Linked DNA regions of Homo sapiens: region 2 is linked to region 1. The links are chromatin loops, found by intact Hi-C in ENCODE. Cell type or tissue: PC-9. All regions are shown on one strand. Links, peaks and the distances in the headings refer to the core of each region. The heading gives the core; the rest is flanking DNA. Region 1 has its middle 46 kb from the start of APOBEC4. Region 2 overlaps RGL1 (ral guanine nucleotide dissociation stimulator like 1).

What was found. Hi-C counts contacts between places; a loop is a spot of excess contacts. Peaks named below come from ENCODE experiments on the same cell type or tissue, not always from the same donor. Only the 100,000 strongest peaks of a DNase experiment are listed, where the experiment ranks them.
Region 2: a loop joins it to region 1, with 6 times the contacts of the local background. A loop is called at or near these places in 5 of 110 quality-filtered maps.

The regions. Positions count from the first base shown.
Region 1 is chr1:183,692,862-183,704,947 of GRCh38, forward strand. It overlaps a transcript of RGL1 not described here. Among named protein-coding and RNA genes, the nearest start is that of APOBEC4, 46 kb to the left of the region's middle. In PC-9, for the core only: no CTCF peak of the experiment used is centred there; DNase peaks (open chromatin) are centred at 7,010 and 9,370; H3K4me3 peaks cover 693 bases; H3K27ac peaks cover 4,247 bases.
Region 2 is chr1:183,877,571-183,889,656 of GRCh38, forward strand. RGL1 (ral guanine nucleotide dissociation stimulator like 1) reads left to right here. Exons shown (of 18, transcript NM_001297671.3): 5 at 3,046-3,230; 6 at 6,216-6,340; 7 at 7,153-7,368; 8 at 10,904-11,007. Among named protein-coding and RNA genes, the nearest start is that of RGL1, 78 kb to the left of the region's middle. In PC-9, for the core only: no CTCF peak of the experiment used is centred there; DNase peaks (open chromatin) are centred at 4,371 and 5,391; H3K4me3 peaks cover 797 bases; H3K27ac peaks cover 2,531 bases.

The DNA of each region.
Region 1 (12,086 bases), core at 2,607-10,606:
ATTAAAATTCATAGAATCATCTGCCCCAAAAGTCCATTTAACTATACGATAATTGTTTTTAAAAAGCAAAAAATGCTAGCAGGGAGATAAAAAAAATTTTTTTTTTTTTTTGAGATGGAGTCTCGCTCTGTCACCCAGGCTGGAGTGCAGTGGCACGATCTCAGCTCACTGCAACCTCTGCCTCCGAGGTTCAAGCAATTCTTCTGCCCCAGCCTACTGAGTAGCTGGGACTGCAGGCGTGTGCCACCACACCCGGCTAATTTTTTGTGTTTTTAGTAGAGACGGGATTTCACTGTGTTAGCCAGGATGGTCTCAGTCTCCTGACCTTGTGATCTGCCCACCTCGGCCTCCCAAAGTGCTGGGATTACAGGCATGAGCCACCGTGCCCAGCCAGAAATGTTTAATATATCAAATATACACAACAGAACAAAGTAAATCCTAACAGTCCTAGAAGGCTATAGGAAAGCCAGAGTCCTAAAAGTATGCCATTTGCCTGTTTCTGAATGTCTTAGGTTGGTGGAAGGCACATTTTACCTGGAAGCTGAAAATGATTTGGTCCCCTAGTTCTTCTTTTATCTTGCTTTCAAAAATAGACCTGTCTTCCTTCCTTTCTTCTTTCCTCCCTCTCTTCTCTTTCTTTCGATCATTCCTCCCCTCCTTACTCTCTTTCTTTCTTAAGTTCATGCTATCTGACATGGTGAAGTGGCATTCTAGATTACTTTTTTTTTTTTTGGTCACAAGTGCCTACTGGTGGAAGGGACATGAAGGGAGGATGAGAAGCTGGTCTAGCTCTGCTCCAATCCTGAGGGTGGACAGTTGAGCCAGAATAAAACCAAAAGTGAAGCCTCACTGCTTACCAGAATACACTTGTGTAGTGCCTACACTACCTGTAGGCCTTCCTGTTTCAGGCAGTAAAGTGTTGTTCTGGAGCTGAGCACCTGCTTTGAGTTAGAATTGAGACAGGCACCAGAAGTTGGATGCAGTCCAGACTGATCAGAGGACCCTTGGAATAGACTTTAAGTTGACCTTGACCCTTTAGTCTTCTTTGGATTGGACTTCCCAGGATTACTCTGTCCCTTTGAAAAAATATATTTGTGTCTTGGGCCTGAACCAAATTTTAATCAGTCTCCTAGAAATTGTGAAGGGCTGCTATGGCATGGCACAACATGGCCTGTTTTCTCAATATTGTCTCTTTAACTTCTCATTTACTTGGCAACCTGATTTCTGATTTTCTGAATGGGTGTTGCTGTGGACATTTGCCCAGAAAACAGCTCTGAGTGAGGGACTATCAGAGAGAATTTTATGTCTCTTGGGAAGGGAAAGGTTAACTTTTATTTCCAAGAGGACTGGCTGCATGAGTTCTTGGATGCAGCAGTCCCCAGGAGAGTGCGGTGTGTTGAGCTGTGGCTAGTGTGTGTAGTTCCACACAGGCAGGAGTGGGCTGTGCAGAGCTACTTGTTTACAACAGCTTCCTGAATCTGCTAATGCCAGACTGAGTGAATGAAAGATTAGTTTGAAGTTCTTGACCCATATTCTTTACATTAAACATTGATGACCATTTTTTCTTTCAGTCCTTCCTCTATGTTATTCTGGATTTGAAATCTCTAGCTATGAGATAATATTAACTGAAATTCTTGACATTTGCCAACCCTAGTCACAACCCTTGCTATAGATCATTTCAACATAAAGCATTTGTCTTTTAGCTTGTCTGAAAATATACTGCAGTATGTTGCTGGTGGTAATGGATTTCTTGGAGTTGAACCATTGGGTAGAGGATTTGTGATTGGAGTTTACCATCTGATTTATATGTTCTATGGTCATGATAACTCAGATTTGCAGATCTGGGTACTACTGGGACTGTGGGGCTATTGTGCCTGACTTAATTGCATATTTAAATGTAAGGCTAGAAGTAAAGCTGAAAAAGCAGATGGATTTGGAAAATGAGATTGTCCTGTTTTGAGGTCATATGGAAAGCCAAGAAATTGCTGGAGCAGCTCTGACAGGGATTTCAGGAAAACAGGCTGGTAATATTTCCACTTCTCTCAGCTTGCAGTCTGGCTGAAAATGTAGTAAGATCAGCCTTTTCCAAAGGTCTTGGTATTTCTGCAGCTGTTTTCAGAAAGCCTTGAAAGTGAAAAGCAAAGGAGTCCACAGAATCTCAAGTATCCATGCTCCAATCACTAAAGCTCTTGGATGATCTAAGTGGAAAAGAGCTGAAGCCATGTAAGTGAAGGTGTGTATGACACAGTTCATGTGTGGAGTCTGCTCTTTCAGATATGACATCATGTCTGTGGCCCCCAAAAGCTTCCAGGAAAGCATCGGCTTGACAGCGAGGATGCCAAAAAGTCCTTGATAGGAGCTCTGCACATTATATTTCCACCTTCTATTATTTTAGATTCTTTTTTGTTCCATTCACCTAAGTCAGCTGGGCCATCTGCCTAAGCCAGCCAACATCTCACATTTTCTAATTGGTCTAGTTAGTCCAGGGTTAATATGTCACTTACTATCACTAATGAGAGACTGTACTTGCTAGACTCGTAAAGCATTTTTAATGAATGCTTCCAGTATTATGATTCCTGTTCTACAGAAAAAGAAACCAGGTTTCAGAGAATTTATGTGATTTGTACAAATTATTTGAACAGATTAGTGGATCATGAGGGCTATGGAATGTATATTTTATACTGTCAGCCACCAACTTTCAAGTGGTTGAAGCTCTCCACATATGTAATGTGTTTAAAAGGAAGTTTAAAATAATAGAAATGACTAGATTGTGTCAGTGATTTTTAAATATTCTGCAAATGAAACTTAAGTAAAAGTTCAATATGTTAAAGCTACAAGTTCTATTTTAGCATGAATTTATTTCACAAGTTCAGGTTTCTAATAACTACTTATCTTCAAATTAACCAGTAACATTAACGAAGCTATTTATGAACACAAGTATTTGAAATCTAGATTTGTAGATGTGAGTTGGAGCCTTAATATCTAATATATTTTAAAGTTTTGTTCGGTTGTCCCCCACTGAAAAAAAAAACTGATTTACAGATAAATTCTTGAAAATAGGTATAATTTTCTTAAAAGCTAAGCCTACTGAAAATATTATTCAATCTGATTGAATCAGACACTTGAGAAATTATTAACAGGTAGTTTTGGACCCACTTTGAATCACTATCTAACTATACCTGAAAATATTCATTTTTCCTCTTCTCTCCTAAGCCCAGTCCAATTACCATCCTCTGAAACAGCATTTGTCAAGGTCCCTAGACCTCTGTGTAGCCAAATCTGTCCATAAATTCTCAGTTCTCACTTCATGGGACCCATCATCAGCATTTGACACTCTTGATCACTCCACTTACTCTCCAAGGCTCGCGCTCTCCTGGCTTTCTTCCCATCTCAAAGGCCACTTCTCAGCTTCCTTTCTGTGCCCCCGTCATTGTCCTGACTATCTCAAACTCCCTATCAGTCCTTTTCAACCATGGTTTCTCATCTGAACCAAGGACACAAAAAATGATTCCAGAGAATATTTTCTCAACTTTTTCCAAGGAAAATAACTAGTTCTAGGTGCATAGGAAGGAAGTTAATCCATCACATACAATGGGTGCCTTAGGGCTTTGTCTTAATGTTTCTTCACATAACCTCAGTTGACAAAGGTTGCCAGCCTCAATCCACAAACATTAGGCATCTGATGCATTTTCATGACCTTAACTCCATCTATATATTGACAACTCCCAAATTTATATCTCCAGCCCAGGCCTCTATCTGAACACAAGATAATGTTCTCTCCAATTTGATGCAACCTCTTGTAAATATCTGACATCTCAAACTTCTCATGTTCAAAAACAAAACCCGATCTTTCCCCCAAAAACTGTTCCACTCAGAGTTGTCATCTCTCAGGCCCCAAATTTTAGTCATCCCTGAACTTCTGGTCTTTCTCTCACATCTTTCATCCAATCCTTTGGCAAATCCTACTGTACCTATGTTTCAAATACATCCAGAATCTGACCAATTCTTGCCACCTTTACTTCTACCACCCTGACCTAAGCCACATCATTCTCTAGAGCTTGAACTATTCTAGTTGCCTCCTAATTGGCCTCCCTGCTTTCATTGTTGGACCTCTACAGTCTATTTCAAACACAGCAGCCAAATTGATCCAGTCCTTTGCTCAAAATTCTCCAGTAGCTCCCAATTACAATATGTATGGTAAAAGCTGGAAACCTTACAATGGCCTACGTGATCTGTAGTGCCTCTTTCCTGACTGCTGCAGTCTTTTTGCTGTTCTTACAATACATTGAGCAACTTCCACCCAGGGCACTTTCCCCTGCTCCCGCCCCAAACCCCCATGGCTTACTGCTCATTTCTTTCAAGTCTTTGCTTAGATGATACCTTATCAGTGAGGCCTTTCCCTCCCAACCTTTTAAAAATTGTAACGGCCCTAATCACTCACTATCCCCATTCCATTGCTTATTTCTCCCTATTGTGTTTATTATTTTCTAATATTTTACATGGTTTGCTTATTTATTTTTATTGTCTTCCTTTTCTACTAGTGTGCAGTTTCCTCAAGGGCAGAGATTTTGTCCATCTTGTCCACTACTATATGCCAAGTGTTTGGAACAGTTTGCACGGAGGAATGGTTCCTGAATGAATTGAATGCATGGTGAGCGTTTAATTTGAAATTTGAAATGTGATTAATGGAATTTTAATCATTTTAAATTCTCCTTGTATTGCACAAAATGCTTCTTAAATGCACGTTGTAACATCATGAGATAGTCAATCCAGATACCTCAGTGCCCACTCCTGCTAAATATTTACTCAAAGGTTAAAAACTGTCATTGGTTTTGTATGCTGAGGCCAAATTTGAATTTTTAGTTGCGTGCTGGTACTTCATCTGCAGATGTAGGTATCATGCATTTCAACCCTACATTGCTAGGTTAATCTAATTGAGTATATTGAAAATATCAGTAGGATTCCAAGTATCTCAGTTCTCTCCCTTCCCCACTGTACTCTGTGTGAGTTGTAGCGGGGCTGGTCCCTGCAGGTTGCATTTCTCTTGGTTGGGCATCTTTCTGTCTGTGTTGACCTAATTGCAGGCAGTAATGCATGATGAGAAGCAGCTTGGAGAAGCCAGGGTATTTTCCCCTCCTTGTCTGCTGCTGTCAGCTTCCTGCCATGGCCACAGCTTCTGTCAAATGATTCCATCCTAGTGTGTGAGCCAGCTCACACCAGTTCATGAGGGACAATTTTGTTTATTTTTTTCAACTCCACGTTTATGTTTTTCCAACTCCATCAATATCACATTGATGACTTAAAATAGGCCAAATCCTGGCTTTCCACTGACAGAGAACCAATTTGTTAAACATTGACCAGCACACCCTGGTGGGCTCAGCCCTTGCGTTCTGTAACACCCCTTTTTCCTTTTCTCTCTGGTCTAGGAGTGGTAGTGGCTTCCAACTGTTGCTAGTCCCTGGCTTATTCACTCTTCCCTGTTTAGGACTCAATTCCTTGGTCACCTTTGTAAAGAATTTCCTGCATTAATTCTCTTCCCTTTTAGAAACAGGAAATGATTTCTGTTTTCCTATACTTTGATACAATGCCTAAAATAGAACAACCATGCTATGTTTGAGTGAACTTGAGAGAACCTTTAGCAGCAATACAAAACAAAAATCTTTGTCTCATCTGAAATATTTGCACCAGTGCCTTGCCTTGGAACACATAAAAATACTTTGATACAAAAAGTAAATTTCTGATCTCATTGCCAAAATTATTACACATTATTTTGAAATGCTACAACTTAAAGACAGCACTCTAATATAGTTAACACTTAACATGACATTATCCAATATAGTTTTAAGAGATGCTGCCATTTTGTTACCTCCTAATACTTGTTTCTGAAGCTTATAGGAACTACTTGAATACTTTTTTTCAATTGCTTTTCTTATAAGTCATTTTCAGTTGCTTTCCTATGGCTTACTCATCATTTGTAGACTTGGTCACGTTGTGAATGAGTTACTTCATGGTATGTTCAAAGTCATTTAAATATCTCCCTCTGTTTTGATGTATGTATTGAGTGTTTTTCAAGGCTATAAACTCCCTTAGGTTTGGCCACAGGAACAAAGTGTACAAAAATGGAGAATAGGAAGAACTATAACATCCATACTCTCATTTAGTTGAATTATAAAGATTTTAGCTGTCTTATTCATCACATATGTTGGATGCCCAGTCTTGGGTGCTGTGAGCTGTGATATCTGACAATGGTACCAATATTTCAGAGGCAGGGAAGCCTGGTCATTTAACACATTCACTGTGGGGTCAGTAGCTCAGGAGGTAATAGGGTTCACCCAGTGTGTTTCCTTCACATGTGTTGATGTAACTTACCCTGAACAATGTTTTTAAATTCATTTTTACCATTTAAATACTACTGGTCCAGACTGAGTAAGCATCCTTGAAACTATATTGTAGTCCCATCTACAGTCCTACATCAAGGCTTGTTCCAAAATTGCTCCAGGTCGTAGACTTGGACTTTAACTCCATCTTTATCTCTATGCCCACCTTACAGAGTCCTCTAAGGAATGTTCTAGAGAGCCCATCTTTCTGTATAATCAGTCTATTTAGAGTGGAGCAAGTGATGAAATTTAATGTGAAAGATTCCTTGATTTTCATATTATCCTATTGTCTGAAGATTCTGATCAATCTAATAAATATGCAGGTTAGGCCTAGTCTGGTTTTCTTTATCCAGGATCCCTTCTATCCCCAGCTAGAGCCACTAGATCACTAAATCAATCGTATGTGCAGGCTGCCTCTGATTTATTTCCCTCGCTGCTGCTGGCCTGCCCCTGCCTTTTAGCCCTGATTGGAATGTTTCAATGTTTGCTTTGTTCTAATACTCTGTCCCTTGTACTCTCTTTTAAATAACCAGCCTCTGACTGTCTTGGTTCTTGTTTACCCACCTTTTCATCAGCCCCTTCCTCATTCTTCAAGCCCAAATTCCAGCTTGAAGTCTGGGTTCTACAATCTGTTGACAGACTTCCTCGAAGCTTATGATCTGCATTCCTGACCTTCCTAGGAGTGTCTACCTCACAATTTTCTGATGTTATGTTGTGCAATGACACCTCATTTTGTTTGTTTTTGCTGTTGCTGACTGGACCATTGTATATCAGATGTGGTGTTTTGCCTGCCAGACCAAGCCTTCCCGTATTGCATGGGAGTATACTAGTGGCTGTGACCAGACTGATTTTAAGTTCTAATCCCTCTTCCCACTCCTACCCTCAACCTGCTCAGACCTGACAAAGTAATAGGGAATTGCCCACCCATTTAAGTCCCATAAAAAGCCATACTGCACCACTAGCCACTTCAATTATGATGAGTGGTTTTATGGGAAGAAAGGAATTGTAGGCTGATGATAGTAGCTTTGTTGAGTTGGTAGCACTGGATCCAGTCTCTGAGGGAAACATAATGGTTGGATTTCAACTTTGTAGTATTATTCCAGGAGCATCTGTATAGTATCATAAATATGGGATCTCACATGACGTCTTCCTGTGTCTCAGAAAAATGGACAGAAAGCAGGTTTCAATAATCTTTTTTTTTTTTTTAATTTGACTTTAAGTTCTGGGATACATGTGCAGAATGTGCAGTTTTGTTACATAGGTATACGTGTTCCATGGTGGTTTGCTGCATCTATCAACCTGTCATCTAGGTTTGTTTTTTTTTTTTGGCAGAGTCTCACTCTGTCACCCATGCTGGAGTGCAGTGGTGTGATCTCGGCTCACTGCAACCTCTGCCTCCCGGGTTCAAGTGATTCTCCTGCCTCAGCCTCCTGAGTTGCTGGGATTACAGGTGCACACCACCACACTTGGCTAATTTTTGTATTTTTAGAAGAGACGGGGTTTCACCATGTTGGTCAGACTGGTCTTGAACTCCTGACCTTGTGATCCGCCCACCTCGGCCTTCCAAAGTGCTGGGATTACAGGCTTGAGCCACCGTGCCTGGCCTGTCATCTAGGTTTTAAGCCCCACATACATTAGATATTTGTCCTAATGCTCTCCCTTTCCTTCCCCCTGAGCCCCTGACAGGCCCCGGTGTGTGATGTTCCGCTCCCTGTGTCCATGTGTTTTCATTGATCAACTCCCACTTATGAGTGAGAACATGTGGTGTTTCGTTTTCTGTTCCTATGTTAGTTTGCTGAGAATGATGGCTTCCAGCTTCATCCATGTCCCTGCAAAGGACATGAATTCATTCTTTTTTATGGCTGCAAGATTAAAGAATCTTTTGCAACAGATGGGGAAATTGAGATTTAGATTGATCAATTGTTGCCCTTGAGATCACACACAGATTTGTTGATAGGATAGATCCTAGGTTTTGGTTTTGGGGAATAACAATCCACTGTCCCAGGGACTTCCAACCATTTGATGAAAGAATGGTTTTTAGTTCTCTGAAGCCTTAAGGTAATTTAATTTCAGAGCTGGTCTGGAACTGACCTTGGAGATTGCCTGGTTATTAGTCTAAACCCTCATTTTCAAGGTACTGATGACAGAGAATAGGAGGTGTGTTCCATTTCCCTACCCCGGATTGTATGACTGATGGGAATGGAGAGGTAGAGTAGGACAGAGGTGTATGGTCTATCAAGAAAGGCTTGAAGTCCTCTCTCAATCTTTTGTGCAACCAGTTTTATTAAATGGATGGAATTCAATGGGAAGTGAAATAGGGAACAACCTCTACCCAAAATCCCACCCCACCCTCCACTGCCTTCAATAATGTTAGGCTCTTAATTTTTCCATTTTTCTTTTTTAAAATAATATTTTATTGGCCGGGTGCAGTGGCTCATGCCTGTAATCCCAGCAGTTTGGGAGGCCAAGACAGGCAGATCACAAGGTCAGGAGTTCGAGACTAGCCTGGCCAATGTGGTGAAACCCCATCTCCACTAAAAATAGAAAAATTAGCCGGGCATAGTGGCAGCCACCTGTAATCCCAGCTACTCGGGAGGCTGAGGCAAGAGAATTGCTTGAACCTGGGAGGCAGAGGATGCAGTGAGCTGAGATTGCACCATTGCACTCCAGCCTGGGTGACAGACCAAGACTCCATCTCGAAAAAAATAAAATAAAATAATATTTTATTGTTTTTTGCATAATGTCTTTATTTTGCAGAAAATGCTTTCTGCTTATTGTCTTTGGCTACTTTGTCAAAACTCTAGGTATGTCAACTCTAGCTATGATACCTGACACAAAAGAAGCCTGAACATTACTTGAAAGCAACAAGGAAGAGAATGAAAGTTTGTTTTTTATCTCACTAAAGTAGGACCATTGTTTACAAATTCTGGTATGCCAAAGTCATCTATATGCTATATGAGAAACAAACAAGAAGTTTCTGGACCCTAGTGAACAGTTTTTTTTTTCTGTGAGTCATGGTGAATTACGCCCAACTGCATTGCTTCCAGCCTTGAATTCACCTAGATGACTCAGGACAACACTGCCACTGCAGATTACCAGCAAAGTGGGAGGTGGTGATGGGACTTTTTGATAAATAGTAGAATATGTATTCCTTCTTCTATTTTAAAATGAAGTTAATAAGGCTTTATTTCCTTCCTTTGACCCATGCGACTGCCATTTTATACCTAGTAGATCCATCAGATGAACGCTGGTTGCAAAGTCATTGCATATTTCAAGACATAGGTCTTGATTCACATGGAAGGTGGTGACATGGCTGTCTATGAGGCTACCAGTAAGGTTGGGCTGAGGCATTGTACTGGCTGTCAGGCGTGTCTGTGTCTGTGACAGTCCCTTCATACAGTGGGGATCCTAGAGCTAGTAGATGGATTGGTGTTATGACTCATGGGGCACATACTGATGTGGGCAGGCATTCGAGGCTGGACCAACTGACAGGGGATTGGAGCATGGATAAACACACAGATGAATTGTCAGAATTGTAAGGCTCTTGTATCGGTTTGAACCCTGAAAGCGCACCAACGAACAACACAAGGCGGTGTGGAGCAACACGCTGTTTTAATGTGTGCCTGGGTGCAGACGGGCTGAGGCTTAAAAGGGCATCAGCACCAAATGCGGACAGGGTAGCAGTTTTATAGTCTCCTGTAAACAGGAAGTATCTCAGTCTGATGTAACTGCTATGCAGTACCTGGACAGCAGTACCTCTCTCGGTCTTCAGGGGGTACATGTCTTCCGGCCAGTTCTCTTCCTGCTTCTGCCATCTTGCTGACAAACACTGTTGGCACAAGTGGTCTTGTGCCTTGGGACTAGGCCTCAGAAGTGAGGAGTTATTCACCACCACCTCCCCCCGCCGGCTTCCAGGCCCTGGGGAAAGTCTTTCATTCTTGTCTATTTGGTTATAGAAAAAGGGAAAAGCGACGACTTTCTCAATAACTACTTCAAGCGTGACATAGGGGGTGGTGTGGCCACCTTGGAAACAAAAACTTAATTTTGGGGGTATTTTTGAGAGATGGGTTGGTATTCATCATGTCGTTGCAGCAGGAGCATCGTCTGGATTGTCTGGTGGTTAACTATGGTTTCAACAAGACTTTTATTAGCTTTTATTATTAGTGGGATAATACAGGGGAGAAACAGGAGGAGCCCAGTGATGAAGATTACTGTCCCTACCAGCATTTTAAATCCTCTTAAATTAGAGAACCACCCTCCTAGAATGTTTGTTGGGTCCCATCCCTTCCAGGTTTGGACTGGTACATGGGCTACTTTTCTGATGTTTGAAGCGATTTATAGTACTGTTTTTCCATTATCGTCTATGTTAAGACAACAATTGGAGATATTAAACTTACCACAAACCTCACCTTCTGAAGTTGTTTGGAACTACCCACCTGGAGAAAGTACAGACAAAGACTAGAAGATAGTGGAGCTGTTTATCGGGTGGGATGTGAGTGAAGTCTACTTGCCAATCTTGCCCAGGTACCTGTCTCTGGGCTTGGTGGGTAGGAAAAGGCAGTGGCTGGAGGGAGCCCTGGGGTGACACTGAGTGGCAGATAGAGCAGGACTGGGTGATTTCTTGAACACAGCTGGAAAGGTGAGGACAAGTGAGAATAGGGCGGAGAAGTTGTAAGAGAGGTTTGGAACTGACATGGAAAAGTTGTGGAGACTTTGGGGGATAGGGATTGTTTGAGAGTGAGGAAGAACGAAGCGCCCTTCCTTGACCTACCATGGTCCTTGCTTTTGAAGGTTTTGGGCTCAGAAGTCCTCCTTTTCTTCCGAGGATTAAAGAGGAGAGAACAAGGACAGGGACAAAAACTGGCCTTGCACAGGTTGTAGGTGTACTTGTTTGGCTACCTAATCTGCTAGTGCATTTCCAGCTGCTATAGGATCGTATGGAGTTTGGTGGCCTCTGCAATGAATGATGGCAACTTTCTGTGGGAGCCTGGCAGCTTGAAGGAGTTTGTTGATGAGAGAGCCATGTATGACAGGAGTGTTTTTTGCAGTTAGGAAACGCTGTTCTTTCCAGATGGAAGAGTGTGAGTGCACTATGTGGAATGCATAATGAGAATTTGAATATATGTTGATCTGTTGTCTGGCTGCTAGAGTGAGAGCTTGAGTGAGGGCAATGAGTTCAGCTTTTTGGGAGGTGGTTCTTAGAGGGAGCATATTGGCTTCAATAGTGTGTGGGGGGTGACACTATAAAATAGCCAGCATGTTGGTGTCCTTGATGTAGGAAGGAGCTGCCATCTACAAACCAAGTAAAGGAGGCATCTGGAAGGTGTTGGTCTGTTAGGTTTGGAAAATGTATAAGAAATGTTTGAACAGTGTTCACACAGGAGTGCGTAGGGTCTTGGGTGGTTGTAGCTTCAGGTAAGAGTGTAGCCAGGTTTAGACAGGAGCTGGTTAGCATGGTGATGTGGGGAGTTTCTATGAATAGAGCATAGAGTTGGAGGAGCTGTTGGGCAGAGATGAGACTTAGTACACTGCAGTGAGCTAGCATGTCTTTGATGTTATGGGTTGAATAAACTGTTAGGTTGGCATGAAGAGATAGTTTTAAGCTTTCAAGGGTGAGGATAGCAGCTGCCGCCAATGCTTGGAGGCAGGCAGGCCATCCAAGAACTGTGGCTTCAAGCTGTTTAGGCAACAACCTGGAAGGTGGGTCCC
Region 2 (12,086 bases), core at 1,304-9,303, 180 kb after region 1:
CGATGAGGAGGGCAGGGCTCTGCCTCGTGTTCTATTGTGCTGTTTGTGTATGTCTTTCCCTTTCTCTGTTTCTTCGTCCTCCTCCCCCTTCATTCCTCTTTTGTGTGAAAATGCTTTTTTCTGGCTGATTGAGTATCTGAGTTTGTGGTGAACTTTCAAAGCCTTCTTAGGCTAAGCTACAGGAAGGTCACTGTCACAAAGAGTAAAAAAATGTATAGATCGCCAGAGTTCATTAAAAACATCAGATTGAGGAACACAAAATGTCCACCTAAGGGCAAGTCTAATGTGGACGAAGGCTCCTCTTTAGAACTCTCCTAGTTCTTCTGAGGCTGCAGCTCTCCATAGAGGTAAGTGCTGTGTGCCCATCAGAAATACCCACACGAGCATGCAGAGATGGAGGCAAGGATGCACATATTTTGTAGTTGTGACAACCTGAAAATAACTTAAATACCTGCCTTCCAGTAGAAGAATACTTAATTATGGTGTGTCCACATCATGAGAAACAATAAGATAGATCTAGAGGTAATGATGAAGTATCTGTAATATACTGCTCAGTAAAAAAGCCCATGTTGATTTTCTTTCTATCTATCTATCTATCTATCTATCTATCTATCTATCTATCTATCTGTCTATCTTTTTTTTTGGAGATAGGGTCTCGCTCTGTTACCCAGGCTGGAGTGCAGTGGTGTGATCACAGCTCACTGCAGCCTCTATCTCTTGGGTACAATCAATCCACCCACCTCAGCCTCCTGAGCAGCTGGGACTACAGGCGTGTACCACCACACCTGGCTAATTTTCTGTATTTTTTGTAGAGATGGGGTTTCGCCACGTTGCCCTAGCTGGTCTCGAACTCCTGGGCTCAAGCAATAATCCTGTCTCAGCCTCCCAAAGTGCTGGGATTACAGGCGTGAGCCACCACACCTGGCACATATTATGTATATTTAAATATGTATACATATCCACAGAAAAGCCTAGAAGGATATATTCTAACAGTTAACAAAAGGTCCTGGGAATGGGATTAGGATGAAGGGAGAGAGTAGGTATTTTGCTTTTTTAGTTTATGTACATTTGTAAGACTTACTTTTTTGCAATAAATAATGAGTTTTATCATAATAATTAAGGATCACAGGCATTTAAGAAGTGAATAATATATTAGCATCACTGACTCTTACCTGTAATTTTGTGTTTCCGTCTGGGTGTTCTTTTCAGTGAAACACTGTCTTGTTGTTAGGCTGCTACTGTTTTTGACTTGAGTATATGATATGAATTATCACCTCTCCATATCTGTTTTTCCATCAGTGTCATCATAAGAGTATCTTTTCACTGAAATATTAAGAAACATTAAGCAAGTATAGTGGTGTTAATTAGATTAATTCATCCCTCTTTTTAAAGGTGCAAAACTCTTTTTCTGTAAAAGTCAAGCTGATGTAAATGCAAATATCAGGTTTTCAATTAATTTCTGGCTTTCTGGAAGAAAGTGAAATTATTGTTTATCATTTCATTTAATCTGGACTAAATATTTGGAGTATTGAATTATTTCTATGACTTTCATTTGATGGTTTCATGTATCTACTTTAGATGCAGATAATTGAATATTATAGTTCCAAATGCTTTAACGTTCCACATTAGTGAAACAATGATCTACACCATAATGAAAACAGTAACACATTTATTTTCTTTCTGTTTGTACTTCAATTCCAAAAGTTAAGCATTAAATTGGCTTTAGTCATACTTATGCTTTGATGATAGTCCAGCTTCTTGGTGTGAAATCAAGATGTGAAGAAAGTTAGACACACCTGTGAAAGCCCAGCCTTCACTTTCACATATGTGGGTAATAACTTAGTCCAGTTATAGTTTGTTAACTAAAAAAACAATTTCTTTGAAGTATAATTAGGTGATAATGATAATTTTAAAATGTGCTAAAAAATTCTTTTTGGCTGAAAAATTTTGGTAAAGTGTTTAGTTAAGATGAGGTGTTGTGTCTCTGTCAATAAAAGATGCATGGATTAATGTATAGTCCCTGTCATCTTCTCCAGCCTTCAGCAGTGACTATTCCGGGACCGTATGGGGTAACTGGTTGCTAGGCAGGCAGAGTGTTCTGTTCTGTTCTCCTTGTCTGTGGCATGTGATTGAGTCAGGAGTGTTGGTAAAGTCTTCTTTGAAGATGAAGCATAGAATAATAGCATGCAAAACATTTTATCCTTTTTATCCTTCAGCTATTTGTCTCTAGCCTTCAGTGAGTGGGTGCCCCAACCTAAAGACAACATGCTGTGTTATTACTAACATACTGGAGGGAGCTGTGCACATACAAATGACCCTGTCTCTTTTTGTGCCCTGGAACCTTGTCTTCCCCTAGGTGGACTCTGTGACCCACAGAGCCATCAGAAGAAATCACCTTTGCTTATCAAGTTTTTGTTCTTTATCTTTTAAAGACATAACTTCTCTACCTACTGTTTCTGCTACTTGAAACATATTCCTCTCATTGTAATTTGAGAAACAAAAGGATAATTTTATGAGGACATTTTCAGTGTTCATGCTGAAGCCCTGGTGATCCTTGTCAACTTGAATTTATGCATTTATCTTTCCACACTCAGGCACTTCCTTTCATCAGATGGATTTCTGGCCTACCGGCAGTCAGTTATTTCCTAACATATTAGGTGGCAGATTTTGTGGGATTTAATTTGAGCATAATCTTATTGTGTACAGATTGCTTTGAAGTTTCTTCAGGACTCACTAAACCTTCTACACATCAATTTTTCTGCCCTGTATGGGTTTTTCCAAAGTTTAGCCTCCTTAAAACAAACAAACAACAACAACAAAAAACCTTATCAGTTTCACTGCAGCACTCCACTTAAAACAATAAAGTTTAGTTTGTTTTCAAGTGCTTTAAATCCATTGATGTTTCTAGGAACTTTTGGATGAATGATCTGTTGACCACCCACCCAAGTTTCCAGGGGTGCCCCTGGGGTCCACCCTGGTGTCCAGGGATTGCTTTGCCTCCCCACAGCCAGTTGGGTGCAGTGACTCTCCATTTGTCTTTCTCAGTGCAATCGCTTCCATACTAAGGGCCTGGCTTGACCAGTGTGCAGAAGACTTCCGAGAGCCCCCTCACTTCCCTTGCTTACAGAAACTGCTGGATTATCTCACACGGATGATGCCGGGCTCTGACCCAGAAAGAAGAGCACAAAATCTTCTTGAGCAGTTTCAGAAGCAAGAAGTGGAAACTGACAGTGAGTACTTGTTTGTTCCCAGGGAAAAGGCTAGATTCTGATTCTCCAGCCTCCACGCTGGAGAAAGGTTCTCCCTGTGCTGGCTAATAGGAAACCTTGGTACCCTCAAAACAACATGCTGCTGGAGGATTGGCTTGAGTATAAAATTCTCAAGATTACTGAAGTACTAATTAGAGAGCCTAGAATTTTAGACAGAGAAGGGTATTTTCAAGACTACCTAATCTGGCTCCCTCATTTTATGGATGAGGAAACTGTGGAAACTCCAGCTCAGAAAAATTAAGTAATTTCCTGGGGTTTCTTCTGTTACCAAGAAGAGGGTCTCCTTGATGAACTTTAATCTTCCCTTATCAACATGTACCATGCTGAACCTGAATTTGCATTTTATTACCTGTTTAATGGCTCCTTCTAGCCTTCCATCACAACCACTCCCGTCTAGCAGTCAAGGAATGAAGTCTAGTTCTGATCCTGCCCTCCCAAAAGCTTGGAAAAGGTGTTTGTCCTTCAGTATGGAAAAGCATCACTGTAACGGGTCCCCTGCCAGTGCAGATTGTCATCATTTAGCATCTATAAGGGCCTCATCAAAGGAAGTTTCTGCAGCTGTTTTTCCCTATTTGAAGATTAACTTCCTATTTGCAAGGACAAAGGAAAGGCCACCACTGCAGGTTATGAGGTGCTTGGAACTATTAGGCTTTGAAGAAAGTCAGAAAGAGGCTGGGACAGGCTTCCAGTGTGATGTTGTATCCTCTCACTGGGGTGCTGGGTGACAGTTTCCATGGTGGCTGACCCACTTGGAGCTTCTGACAGGCATTACCCTGAAGGGATGCCTGACTTCATCAGTAAGGGAAAGGAAATGTTCCTCAGCACCAATAAGGAAAGCTGCATCAGCTCCAAAGAAAATAGACCTAAATTCCAAACAATACCTGCTGAATTTCTTATGGATGGGGGTCCCAGAGAGAGGGAAATGCAATTGCATCATTGGAAGCTGACTGCCAAATACTCTATATCTCAGATGACTTCATCTGCCAGGAATGTTTGAATACCAGGGGCACTCCTCCAGCTGCGGACCTCAGCTCCCTTCAGGGCCTCCATGCCTGGCTTTGTGCTGGAGTGGGAAACGCTGTGTTGGAGCCCAGCTCTCCCCACTGGGGCTGCCCCTGGCTCTGAGCCTAATTGGGGAACCGGTGGGACCAGTCATTCATTGTTTCCAACACAGGGACTGCAAGGCAGAGCTCATTTGGCAGGCTGAGGCAGGGGAGAGGGAGATTGCCTCAGTTCCCATGTGCTTGTTTTACCCAATTTTACTCCTGCGGAAGAAGCAAGCTCTCCTATATGTTTTTAAAAAGTAAAATCGTGCTTCATGTTGTTACTTATCTCTGGAGGAGAATCAAAAGCAGAAAACAGTGAAGGCATGGACTATGCCCCAGAGAGAAAGGATCATGTAATCTTCATGCACAGCAACATTATAGACACACATTGGGCTGCTGTGTTTGCTGAATGAATGAATGGAAAGATCAAGCCTTAGCACATACCCTGCTCCTTGACTGAAGTGGGTTAGGCTCTGCATTGCAGGGCAAATGGGATATATGTATGTATTTGTTGACAAGACGAGGGAGAGGCCGTTTCTGAACCTTTATTTGGGATCCCAAGTTTCTAATTACACCTCTAAATTAAACAGTGCCAGAGTTGTATGGAGGAAGAATGATGAAATTAGATTGCTTAACATCCTCCATGTCATGGGGTTTTAGCTTCCTTTAGCTTGTACCTGTTTGTGTCGCAGACTCCGGGGATAGGCAGTGATCCCCTTCTACGTTTTTCAGTCATAACCCAACCCCATTGGCATCTGGAACTTCAAGTCCAGGGTAAAGGGGCAATCCTCAAATCACATACCTGCCACCAGTATAGGCAGATAACCACATGCTGCCCTAAAGGGGAAGTGGTGTAGGGTCCACTCTCGGAAGCTCCTTTTCCCTGGAAAATGAAGGAAAGCCACTGTGACTTAATCCAAGATGCCCAATAGTCTTTAATTCTACAAAGAAAGAAAGAAAAGGCTCAAAATATAAGCATTCTGGGGGAGTAGTAACATGCTGATTTACATTTCTGCTAAGATATAACTGAATGTAACTAGAGTTTTCTTTCCTTGAGAACAGGTTTGACAGGAAGGAGTGTGAGGGGTGTGAAGGGGCTGAGGTTGGGAAACAACCCGAGCACTGGGGAAAGGTTCCAGGAAAGGAAGGCTGGGGATTTAAGTCAGAAAACCTTCATCAAATTCCAGTCTTTCAAAATGGAGACTGGAGGTCCTATTCCAGGTGTGGGCTCTTCTGCTTTTTATTCGGAATCCTGGGTACTGATTTTCTCTTCTTCATGCTGTGCCCTATGTAATTTGCTAATTGATGATCTTGGCTGTGATAGGTTCAGGTGAATTTAGTTGAAGACTGTTCTGCTTCATGCATTCTTAGCTTTGGGTGGAAGTTGAAAGTGACTCTGAACATTTTGAGAATTTTGAGGGCTTCGTCAGCATTTCTAACACCAAAATGGCTCATTTTATTGCCCAAAGTCATACCTGCCTTCATGGCGAGTCCTTCCAGGCTTCTGGTTATAAGTCGCCCAGCAACCAAAAATTGCATGGTTGGGGTTTAGGAGTTAGTTGGATTAGTCCTGGAGCTGATCTGATCAAAAAGTTTGAAAGAGCCCTAGACAAAGGGCTCTCTCTAGACTTTGCCTATCCTGGCTCTGTCCTTGGCCTAGGAGCCAGTGATTTGTCAGAGTGAGAGCATGAGGGCTCTGATCTTAATAGAGAATCTAAGAACAAGCAGAGATGGGAAGATCTCCATTGTTCTCAGATGCATTGTGCTTGTGGTTGTCTCCCTGTGGCTGTTCTGGAGGATTGGCCCTCTTCTTCCTAAACAAGGAGTAAAGTCTGATGACTCTATAAGCAAGATTATATACACTGGCGCCAAATTACTAATCTTTTCCATATGTGAACAGATGGGCTTCCCAACACGATCTCCTTCAGCCTGGAAGAGGAAGAGGAACTGGAGGGTGGAGAGTCAGCAGAATTCACGTGCTTCTCAGAAGATCTCGTGGCAGAGCAGCTGACCTACATGGATGCAGTATGTCTTCTCTTTGTGATCAGATGTACTTTCACTTAAAACATAGGGGAGTGATGGCACTGGTGCCCCGGTGACAGCAGTGGGATAATGTGATTTTAAGTCTTCTTGAATCCTTGAGACAGGCTGCGCCTGCAGATACAGAGTTAAGATGTGTCTTGAATCAATCATCTGAATAATTCAGGCCTGAGCTCTTCTTGCAACTCTAGGAGAAGGTGCTTTTGGAGCTCAAGACACAGAGGGAAATAAGAATTCGAATCCCTGTGAAACAAAATCTGCCTTGTTCTGTGGGTATTTTTCTCCCTTTACACTCATAAATATTTCAAGATCTGAACTGTTTATTTGGAGGATTGTAAAGGGATCAAAGTATAAGTTAGAATAAAATAAATTCACAGAATCCACATGTGATTGTATCTGGCCCCTCATTTCCACGTGTGCTTTCTGTACTTTTGAAGTTTGAATATTTTTGTGAGCTGGACATATTTGAGTATGTCAGTCAGATTTCATAGGTCGGTGTTAGATGGTAAATACAAGAGGACTGTGAGGAGTTATCGTGGTGGCTTTAGCTCTTCTGCTTTATCACTTTTGACAAGGCAGTGTGGAACAGGGTGGAGATTTTCCTTCTAGTGAACATTATCGATGAGTATATTAATTATTTACTTTTGTCTGTTGAAATGGACACCATGAGACAAATCAAGTAGAAAAGGATTATCTGGCCATTCACAAAAATACCAATTTACAAATGACCCAGATGACATGCTTTGCCATATGAAATGTCTGTGTTGTCCTTAAAGTCAGTTCCTCTTTTGTTCCAGCAACTCTTCAAGAAAGTAGTGCCTCACCACTGCCTGGGCTGCATTTGGTCTCGAAGGGATAAGAAGGAAAACAAACATTTGGCTCCTACGATCCGTGCCACCATCTCTCAGTTTAATACCCTCACCAAATGTGTTGTCAGCACCATCCTGGGGGGCAAAGAACTCAAAACTCAGCAGAGAGCCAAAATCATTGAGAAGTGGATCAACATCGCTCATGTAATTGTCTTTTATAAAATATTCTTTGTGTTTGGTAGATGCAAGAGACTGCTCCATCACTTCGTTTAAATGGTTTAGCTGTTTGGTTGAAAAGGCAGTCAAAAGACCATATATGAGAGCCCACTGGGTTTTTGTTGTTCTTCCAGAGTAAGAAAAAAGTTGCCTTTCTAAACTTGGCAGCTTATTTATTTTCCTCTTTTTTAAAAAATTGGACCCCTGCTCACTTCTTCCCAGTTATGGGCTCTCACACTGCTACCTCTCTAGAGTGAGACATTCTGTCTGCTTTCCCCTTTGTATTCACGACAAGACTGAGTGTTGGTTTCAGCACCATGTTCAGTAAATATAAATGTATGGTCTGCATGTCAAAACAGACTGCCCTTCAACCCAGAGTGATTACCTATGCCCCCTCCCAGTACCTGGAGGCATTACATCTTCTGCAGTTTTGAAGAGCTGGTACTTCTTCAGAGTCCTGAATCTCTTTTCTAAAGGACTGAGACACTTACAGAGATCTCATATTAATCTGAGGTCATGTCTCATATTAATCTGAAGTTGGAGGGGAGGAGTCTGTTCCTAGGCCTGACTCACATTCTTCTGAGTGTTGGAGTCTAGTCTCTTGGATGAACTGCTTACATACCATAGGACCTCCCCTTCTCAGCATCTTATCTCATGACTGAGAAAATGGCAACAGTGTGCAGTCAGTGGGCCACCAAATATTTTGTGAACTTCTAATGTGTGTAAACCACAATATTCTGTACTTAGGGGACATACTAGGATAGAGCATAATTATTTGTTTGCAGGAACCCGTACACAAACAAGGAAGCTAAGATATACTGGAATTATCTCAGCCTGAGACAGTAGAGGAGTAGGGCCATGGGAGATAAGCACTGTAAAAGTGGGGGAGAGAGAAATCATTTCTGATGGGATGATCAAGGAAGGTTTCATGGATGAATTGACATTTGAAATTAACTTTGAGTAACAGATAGGATTTTTGGTATTTGAAGATTAGAGAGGTTTTTTTTTTTCTAGGCAAAAGAAATTACATCAGCAAAATAATGATTTTGAAAAATTATTAATATGAAAATATCATATTAATTTGTGTTCTGGGCTCTATGGGTAAACTCTCAACCAAAACACATTTTGCTTTATGTCCCCTTAAATATATTTTTCCTTGAGCCCCTATTGATAGGGCATAATGTTACATTCTCTTTTGCTGTCTTTGATTAAAGAGCAGAGACACAATTGTGCCAGATAATTTGCCTTGAGTCTTCAGGTGGTCTGTTATTACAGACTTCTTAGTGTATTATGAAAGTCAGCAAGAAACAAAGAGTGTAAGTTGCATAAACAACTTCTATTTCTCCTATTCTAAATCGAGCTTATTGCTCAGCAAGTAAGAGATACAAAAGAAGTTGTGAGTGAGATATAGTGTAGAAGTTCTCTGTTTTTTTAGAATGATAAGGAATTATTTTTTTTTTTGCCATAAGTGTCACAGCATGTCTCAAAAGCAGACTGTCTACCCCTAATTCATTCAACTACTTTGGCTATAGTGACAATATAGCATCTGTGTATGTGACATAGTGGGGCTCAAGCGATGACTTTTGGTCCAAATTGAATGTAAATTGTGCATTTATGTAGTAATAAGAAATGCAAGTTGAATCATTTGAAGTATATTTCAAATCCCATATCATGTGCTAATAAAGCCAAGGGCTCTTACTTTTTTTTTGGTGATATCACTTCCTAATACTGAGTATGTTGTATCTTTTACAATTGTGTAGGGAAATGTAATAAAATAATGAGGCTTACCAGTGGTTTGCTACCAAGATTTATTTTACCTTTCCTGCATTCATCGTAGTCAATTTCTATTGAAAGGATATTTGAAAAAGAAAATTTTTCTGACCTAATATGACTATATTTTCTTGGACTGCCCTTAATGGTATGTTTTTACTTTTGCATCACATCTCCTGGAAGATGCCTCTTTTTCTAGAAATGGGACCAGATGCCTTTTGTACTCCTTTAAACCCTTAGTTTAAACCTCTTTTTGAATAATGTGTTCCATGTGTTTATTTCAATTTGCATGATGTATCTGTTCCTGAGTTCCTTTTTTTATTGCAAGTTTCCTGATTTTTAGAATATAACTTTTGTGAACCTTTGTTGAACCATGCTCCCATAGGCTTAGTTTCCAGATTGCAATTCAGAACATTTCTCTTGTTCTCTCTCTCTTCCCCTCCCTCCCTCCCTCTTTTCCTCCCTCCCTCCCTCCTTCCCCTCCTTCTTCTCTCTTTCTCTTTATATCTTTCCAAATAAGGGGAGGACATTGAGGCATTTAAAAAGGGTGGACATGACTTTTATTAAGTACTTTGGCATTTACTCTAAAGAAAATGTTTGAGGGTTTGTTTGGCATAGTTTTCAGTGTCCAGATTTTGGCATGCTAAATTAGAGTGCTGTTTTTCCTTCGTATTCAGGATTAACATTTCTTTGTGAAATGATTCTCGAAGTGATTTACATTTATGCCCAATCACTCTGGGACTTCTTACCTGAGATACTCTACACAAAACCAAATACGTGCTCACATGGTGTACTCACTTGTAAACACTGGGCCTAGTACGCTGTCATGTGCCTGTATATGAAGCATCTCCTTTGACATAAGGCCTGGTCCAGTCTCCTCACGTTGCTACCTTCCCCATGCCAGCCAAGAATGGGACTTTCTCCCTGTCTGTTTTGCTGTCCCTGCTATTCAGTCACAGGACTTTGACTCCAAGGTCACTAACTGCTGATGCTACAGGCTCCTTATGGTAGCTTAAGTTTAAATAGGGAGCCTCTCTCCTTACCCAGAAAATGGCATCCAGAATGTTTCCTGTTCTCTTTCTATTTTGTTTTAAAACATTGCCAAAATGAATTTTATTTTAAAAGGCCGAGTTATTTTGGAAGCATTGAAGTACCAAGGTGTTTTTGAATGTTTATGGTTGCAGGACAAGCCAATTTGAAACCAAATGAATGTGTATAAAAATATCCCCCCTTGGCTAAGAGCATAAAAGCCAAAGTTCAACTTGTGGTGAATTTTTATTGCCAAATTATATACACCTCTGTGGACAAGGGTTGGTGATGAGATGTTCAATACCATCTGACCTCAAAGTGGCTGCTGCCCAGCTCATTTTGGGATCTAAAGAAGATCTAAAGTGCATATTTTTAGGACATCTGTGTGCTTTCAGCAGAAGAAAGTTGCTCTTTCTAGCATAGCTCTGTAGACTTACCTCCATTAGTGTTTTTACTAGGAAAGCTGGAAACTATAAAACTGTAACAACAACACAAAAAAATATATTGACGAGAGAAAAACAAGCATACTGTGCCAAAATCTATAAAGTGTTTCGATGACTGGGGTGGGAGGAAGGAGCCACTTTTTGATGTTCACTATTTATACAGCTGCCTATTTTGTGGTAAGAATTCATAGCAGCTGTGATACCTCTAAAACAGGAAACCACCAAGTCATTGTAATATTGATAGTTAAATGCCTTTTATGTTTTAATCACTCCCCATGCAGGAATGTAGACTCCTGAAGAATTTTTCCTCCTTGAGGGCCATCGTTTCGGCACTGCAGTCTAATTCCATCTATCGGTTAAAAAAGACTTGGGCTGCCGTCCCAAGGTAAGTTCCCAAGTGTTTGCTCTGCTTTTCTTTGGCCGGGATAATTAGTGGTTGTGATGAGTCCTCACCTTCAAAGCTTGTATCGCATAACTAGAGAAACATATTTGAAATCCTCTGTGTGTTTCAGGCAGGGTGCATCTTACACATAATCATTAATGACTTTTGAGGCAGGGCTCCTGCAGAAATCAAACTCATTCTAAGTATACCAAAGCCAAGATTATTGGCTTTGGGGATGATTTGAAGGATGTGCTTATTATCTGGATTTTGAGGGATAAGGTTGTGGAGTGATGAAGTTACAGCAATTTGCCATTACTTCTGGTTATTTTTCAGCCTCACTACAAAGCCCTAAGCTATTTTAGGACTCAAGGGGTAATGTGTGCAGATAGGACATTAGTTCTTGATGTTCAGTAGGAAACTATTTAGTTGTCCTTTTAGTTTCAGCATTTTAAAAACTATCTTATTGGCATTAAAAACCTTTAAATGTTCTTTCCTAAGTACCTGAAATTATTAACTGGCCACATCCTATGCTGTTTTTCTTCATATTTCTTGGTGCAACCGTTGGAATAATTAACAACTTGGTTTCCTGATTTTTGCACTACTGCCATCACTTCCATTTCCGGAACTTCACTGTAGATCAAAGAACTTTGTGCAAAGGAAGGAAAGGTGAGGGAGGGGGCAGTTCTGATTCTCTGTCACTACAGATTTAGAGGCTGGGGATTGTGTCATGAGTACAACTAGGCCAGCTACATTCAACAAGTTTGCCCAGGTTTGAACTAGTCAGGAAGTTAGGCTATATCAGGGAAGAATCTATAAATTCTGTATGGTCTATACCACATGTGGTATAGTCAGTTTCAGTTAGGAGGAGAGGGATGCCAGCTGGCTTCCCAGCCAGGCTGCCTTAGTGGGGCAGAATGGAAGGTCTGGGTCCTCAGTTTCATAAGTTTACTCAGAGTTGATCAAGCCCTAAGAGACTGGCATTGTTTGAATTTGCAAGAGCCCCAAGCTGGTAAACCAGAGTTTCATAAATTTATGCTGAAAAATGAGTGCCAGAATCCTCAAGCTTGCTGATAAGCTCATAT